Linked DNA regions of Homo sapiens: region 1 is linked to region 2. Evidence: chromatin loops called from intact Hi-C (ENCODE). Cell type or tissue: transverse colon. All regions are shown on one strand. Links, peaks and the distances in the headings refer to the core of each region. The heading gives the core; the rest is flanking DNA.

Region 1 (2,793 bases), core at 1-2,500, 560 kb after region 2:
GGAAAAGCAACCCTTGGCCAGCCCCACTGGCTCTGAGCCACGTGCTAGGTGGGGTCAGGGGAGAAGCTCTGGGCCCTGCCAACTGTGTTCTGGCCTCAGCCCCAAGCTGTCCCTGAGGGCTGCACCCCAGAATCCGAGGATGTGAGGAGTATGGTTCTGAGCCCTGCTCTGGTGAGGAAGGGACTGGCAGACTCTCAGATCATGCCGAGGCTGCTCTCATTTGCTGTTTCATGCATGTGTGTTTTGTGTGCATGTTGAAAGGAGCAAACTGCGTGTCGCCTATGAAACATGGGTTTGGTTCTTCAGAAGAAATCCTTTTGGAGTTCTCACAAAGCTCCAAGTTATCCAGGAAGCCCCAAGGACCAAACACGCATTGTGGTTGGGACTGTGATGCCCAGATGGGCCAGTCCTGGAAATGGAGCTCATGGAAGGTGGCGTCGCGATGGCCGGTAGAGCAGGAAGGATGCGGGGCAGGGCCCCCTTGAATCAGCCTGGCTGGGAGAGGTGGGTAGGATTCAGTGAGGGTATCTCAGACTGCACTGAAATTAACATTTTATTTACACACATTCACACATATACAATACACCAAGAGACATAAGAAGGAAAAAACTATGATAAGTTGCTGCTTATGTGAGTTTCCACATGGATACAAAACACTCTTGTATGCAAAGTTAACAAGGTCTGGGCTCCTTCCCAGCACACCTCTGCCCCCGTCCCCCGGGCTTCACCTCACGGCAATGCGCTGGGCAGGGTGAGTCCCATATCGCTCTCAACAGCTGAAGGGGAGCTGCTTGTCTTGGCAGGACCTTGAGAGTTAATGACACATGTAATGGTGTGTGGGGAAAGTGAGAGACGATGGAGGATTGTGTGGTACAAAAAAGCAAAAATATGTGTTATAGAAATAGAGTATTTGCATCAAACTGAAATCCTCCCTATCCTGAGAATTTCAGGAAGAGGACAAAATCACAGGGTCACATCCTGAAGGACACCCTGCCCGGCTCTGACTTTACCCCTCTCAGTGCCCTGGGGTGGGGGTATCGATCTAGAAAGCCACCTATCGCAGGGTGTGTGTATGTGTGTGTGTGTATTCATTAGTGCTTGCGGTCACTGTGAAGACACCAACTGTTCTGAACAAGACTTTCCAATAATGCAGGGCGAGATTGCCTGAAACAAACTAGAAAAACAACATAAAAGAAGAAAAGGGAAAGCATGCCCAGGAGAGCCTCAAATATCTTTTGTCCATATTGCTGTTTTCGAAAATCCGGGGTGAATAAAAAGCTGGCACTCTCCGGGTTTTGCCTGGTCCTGGAATTCTTTTGTAGTGAGCACCACCTTGTGGTCTGCCTTTTGCATTTCCCAAGAACACAATGTCAGGGTCCCCGTGCTTGCTGAAACCTGGTTATCACACTCGGGCTGGCCTCTCCTCCCAAGCCCATCCTGCCTTCTTCCCACCCTACCAGACCCTTCCCACTCGAGGGCTCAGACCCATCTCAGGCTTGCCCCAGTAGGCTCGTCCCACTTTCTGGAATTAAGACTGAACATTAAGTTGCTAGCCTGAGCCCAAGGCCCAGGTGTCCCATTACAGCTGATGTGCCACCCACACGGTCTGTCTGGGGCCACCCCCGGGGGACCATTGCCCTACACAGCGCCCACACACACAGTCCCTCCACATGCCCATTTTGCTCAAAATCTCTCTCTCCTCACTCCTACACCCCCCTTCAGCAACTTGCTGGGATTTTTTCGGCGTAACGTAGTGGGTCTGGGCAATCCCCAGAACAGGAACCCTCCCAGCAGCCCACCACCCCTAGTCTATAATCACAGTCGACTTCAACCACAAACACCTGGAGCACGGAAAGCGCTGCCCCACCCACCAGGAAACTCCGCATCCCTCCACATGAGGACCCATCCTGCACCCGGGAGCAGTGGAGGCATCTCAGCCAAGGCAACTGCAGATGCTGGCATAGCTCCACATTGGACAAACAAAGGTGCCTCGTGAAGTGCCATGATAAGCCCTGCCAAGGTCTGAAGCAAACAGGTACAGCCGGGGTGTCATCCCAGAATAAACCACAGTCAGAGACAAGATGGGGAGATGGAGGAAGGAACCGGAACAAAGTGGCTCCATGCACCGGGTATAGGCAGGCACCTGGGCTCATGGTGTTTAATTCATTCTCATAATAACTCTTTGGGAACTATTATTTTTCCCATTGTACAGATGAGGATACCAAGGCTCACAGAGGTTGAAAATGTGCTTGTTTATCTTGAATTTCCCTAACATGATCAGCTTGCTGTAGATATTCAAGTTCTACTAGCTTCTAACTCCTTCCATGTAAAGCAGCAGCGAAGCTGCCCTGCCAAGGCCCACAGTTAGATTTGTGCATCTCTGAGCATCTTTTCTTGAGCTCTCTTTGTTACCACCTGCTGGTCACAGAGCTGAGGAGGGCTGCACCCCCTTCCACCATGGCTGCAGATGCCCTCTGGGAGAACACTCGGGGCAGACTCCTGAGGACCCCATGGTGTTGAGCACCTGTCCTTGCTGTGGCCAGGCTGCGCTCCGTACCAAGGTAGGCAAAACGCCCTGTCACCCACTGGGCATCATACCTGGGAACCTGGGCACACCCAAAAACTGCTGCATCATGCTCTGCCCAAAGCCCTGTCACCACAGGGCTCAGGCTATGGGGCCACTTTGAGGCAGGCACAGCTTTCCTCTGTACCCCAGTGTGAATCTTTGATTGCTGTAACTAATTGCCATAAACGTTGTGGATTAAAACAGCCTAAGTTTGTGATCTGTTCTGC
Region 2 (2,802 bases), core at 184-2,683:
CCTGGGCACCATGCCTCGGCCACGCCAGCCTGGGGAGCCCCCACTTTGCGCTCAGCCCATCTGGCCTTGCGCCCCACCTCCTCGCCCTGCAGCCTCAAGCCTCTTTCTGCTTGAGCCCAGCCATGAAGGTCAAATGAGACAAGAGAGGCGGCAAGATGATTTTTCATAAGAGCATTGATGAGAGAGAATTCACACAGCATAGAATTCACTCTTTTCAAGTGTACAATTCAGTGGTTTTCAGCATAGTTGTGCAACTACCACCATTATCTAACTCCAGAACATTTTCATCACTGGGAAAGAAACCCACACCCGTGAAGCAGTCACTCCCCATTCCCCACTCCTCCCTGCCCTTGGCAACCCCTAACCTAATTTCCATCTCTTTTTGCCTATTCTGGACACTTCACAGAAGTGAAATTACACGGCGGTGGGGGGGGGCGTTCAGTGCTGAGCTCCTTTCCCTCGGTGCGGTGTCCTCAAAATTCATCCACACTGTCGCATACTTTGTACTTCATTTCTTTCTATTGCTAAGTTTCCTTTGTACAGATACACCACATTTTGTTTATCCATTCGCCAGCCCATTGACACTTGGGTTGTTTCCGCCTTCTTTGCTGCTGTGAGTAATGCTGCTAGAAGCATTCCTGTGCGAGTTTCTGCGTGGAAATATGTCTTTATTTTCCCTGGGTAGGGCAAGGTGGTTTTCAAAGGTAAAAGTGCTCTACATTTAAAATAGAAACCAGTGTCCTGAGCAGCTCATCCCTGGAGGTCACTCAATCTCTTCATGCTTACGCCTCCTTCACTGGCAAACCTGGATGATGAGACCAACTCTGGACACCTCCAGGGACTACTGTGGGATGGTGATGTGGTTTGGCTGTGTCCCGACCCAAATCTCATCTTAAATTTTAGTTCCATAATCCCCACGTGTTGTAAGAGGGACCCAGTGGGAGGTAACTGAATCATGGGGACAGTTACCTCCATGCTGTTCTCATGATAGTGAGTTCTCACGAGATCGGACGATTTTATCAGGGGCTTTTCTCCCCACTTTGCTCTGCAATTTTCCTTGCTGCCGCCATGTGAAGAAGGGCATGTTTGACTTCACCTGCTGTCATGATTGTAAGTTTCCTAAGGACTTCCCAGTCCTGCAGAACTGTTAGTCAATTAAACCTCTTTCCTTTATAAATCACCCAGTCTCGGGTATGTCTTTATTAGCAGTGTGAGAACAGACTAATACAGATGGAACAACAGGTGTGAAAGTGTTCCTGGAATTTTAAATGCACTTTGCAAACAGAAGGTAATATTTTATCCATGAGACTACTTAACAGTTTTTGAAAGTATATGATTGGTTTCAGACTTGAGCATATGACTTAGAGATATGACAGATTTTGAAGTCAGGAGGCTTGTGGATGAAGACTGAATATGACAGTTAAAAAGACCAGACTGTTATTTCTACAGCTTGGCAGTTTTCCTATAACGGAGTGGGTAGGGGAGGGAAACACTTGAATATTCACTTGAATATATGCACTTCCGTGGGAACTCAAAATATTGCACAATGGGAATTCTTTTCAAGTTATTTTGCACAAGATAAAACCTTCTGAATCTTCCAATCTTAACTAGTTTGCTGTCTTCTTCCCCAAATACTCCCCCTGCCTTCTTGCTCTACGGAAGGCCTGTCTCTGCTCAGAAGCCCTCTCAGTAGAGGCTCCTGTTACCCCCAGAGCCCTCTGTCTCTGGCTGTGGGGCTGGGTCAAGGGGACCCCTTCTCTTCACTGCACCTCCAGACATTTGCCTTCCCTCCTCCCAACACTCCCAGGCTTTGAATCCCATTTCATCTGATGCTGTCACCACTGCCCCTCAGTCACCATCATCTTCCATCTACCATGATCGTTCCAGGCCACCTCCAGAGCACCCACCCACTGAATAGCATCTTGATGCTGCCTTCCTACCTGTTCCATTGTTAAGTGCTGAGTTCCTCTACCTAAGGCCAGCACCCCCTGGATCCCATGTCCTCTCACTACCAACGATGTCACCCACTTCTCCCTCCTCCTCCTATATCATTCTGGGCCATTCCCTTCCACACACAAACATTCTATTGTTTTCTGTCTTGGAGCCATGTCCTCTGCCTCTAGCTGCCAACATATTTCCTTTCCTCTGCAGCAAAACTCCTTTAAAGAGTTAGCTATGCTCACCATCTATAGTTTCTCTCCCCCTACATTCACTTGAGTAAGTCTTTCTATCTCATCATACCACTGAATCAGCTCCTGTCAAGGTCACTGGTGAACTCCACACTGCCAAATCAACAGTCAGTTCTCAGTTCTACCCCAACTTGTCTCAGGAGCACTTGATGGAGGAGAAAGAAGTTACTTCTCCTGGAAACACTATTATTTCTTCCACTCGCTTCTTCCTCATGGATCATGTCTTTGATTCCTTTGCCAGGTCTCCTCTTCCCCCAGCCTTACTGTGGATGATCCCAGGATCAGTCCTTACACCTCTTTATTAATATTCATTCTATGTCTCACAAAGACCATCACAGGCTGACAGTGAGCAAGTTTATATTTCAGACATGGGTCTCGCTCCTGAACCCAAGATCTGAATATTTTAATTGCCTATTTCATCTCCACGTGATGTCCAATGGGCACTTCCAACTCAATACGTCTTAAACAGAACTCTTGATCTTCCCCATTTCCAAACCCTGGCAAGCCTTTAACCTCTCTGCTCTTATTTCCTTGCCTAGAATACAGGGCACGTAATAGCAACAGTGCAGGCTGGAGCTACAGTGCCCGGCTTGGCACTGTTCACTTGCTGTGT

What was found. Peaks named below come from ENCODE experiments on the same cell type or tissue, not always from the same donor. Only the 100,000 strongest peaks of a DNase experiment are listed, where the experiment ranks them.
Region 1: it touches region 2 in a loop (3-fold over the local background); 45 of 110 quality-filtered maps call a loop at or near these places.

The regions. Positions count from the first base shown.
Region 1 is chr2:237,059,622-237,062,414 of GRCh38, forward strand. All of the region lies in intron 1 of COPS8-DT (COPS8 divergent transcript), which reads right to left. LOC105373950 (a long non-coding RNA gene) reads left to right here. Exons shown (of 3, transcript XR_007088140.1): 1 at 1-2,793. Among named protein-coding and RNA genes, the nearest start is that of COPS8-DT, 25 kb to the right of the region's middle. RefSeq lists an enhancer at 1,407-1,456. In transverse colon, for the core only: a CTCF peak has its summit at 1,345 (motif pointing left); no DNase peak of the experiment used is centred there.
Region 2 is chr2:236,503,774-236,506,575 of GRCh38, forward strand. The region is part of intron 1 of DRC11 (dynein regulatory complex subunit 11); the gene reads right to left. Among named protein-coding and RNA genes, the nearest start is that of DRC11, 2.3 kb to the right of the region's middle. In transverse colon, for the core only: no CTCF peak of the experiment used is centred there; no DNase peak of the experiment used is centred there; H3K27me3 peaks cover 198 bases.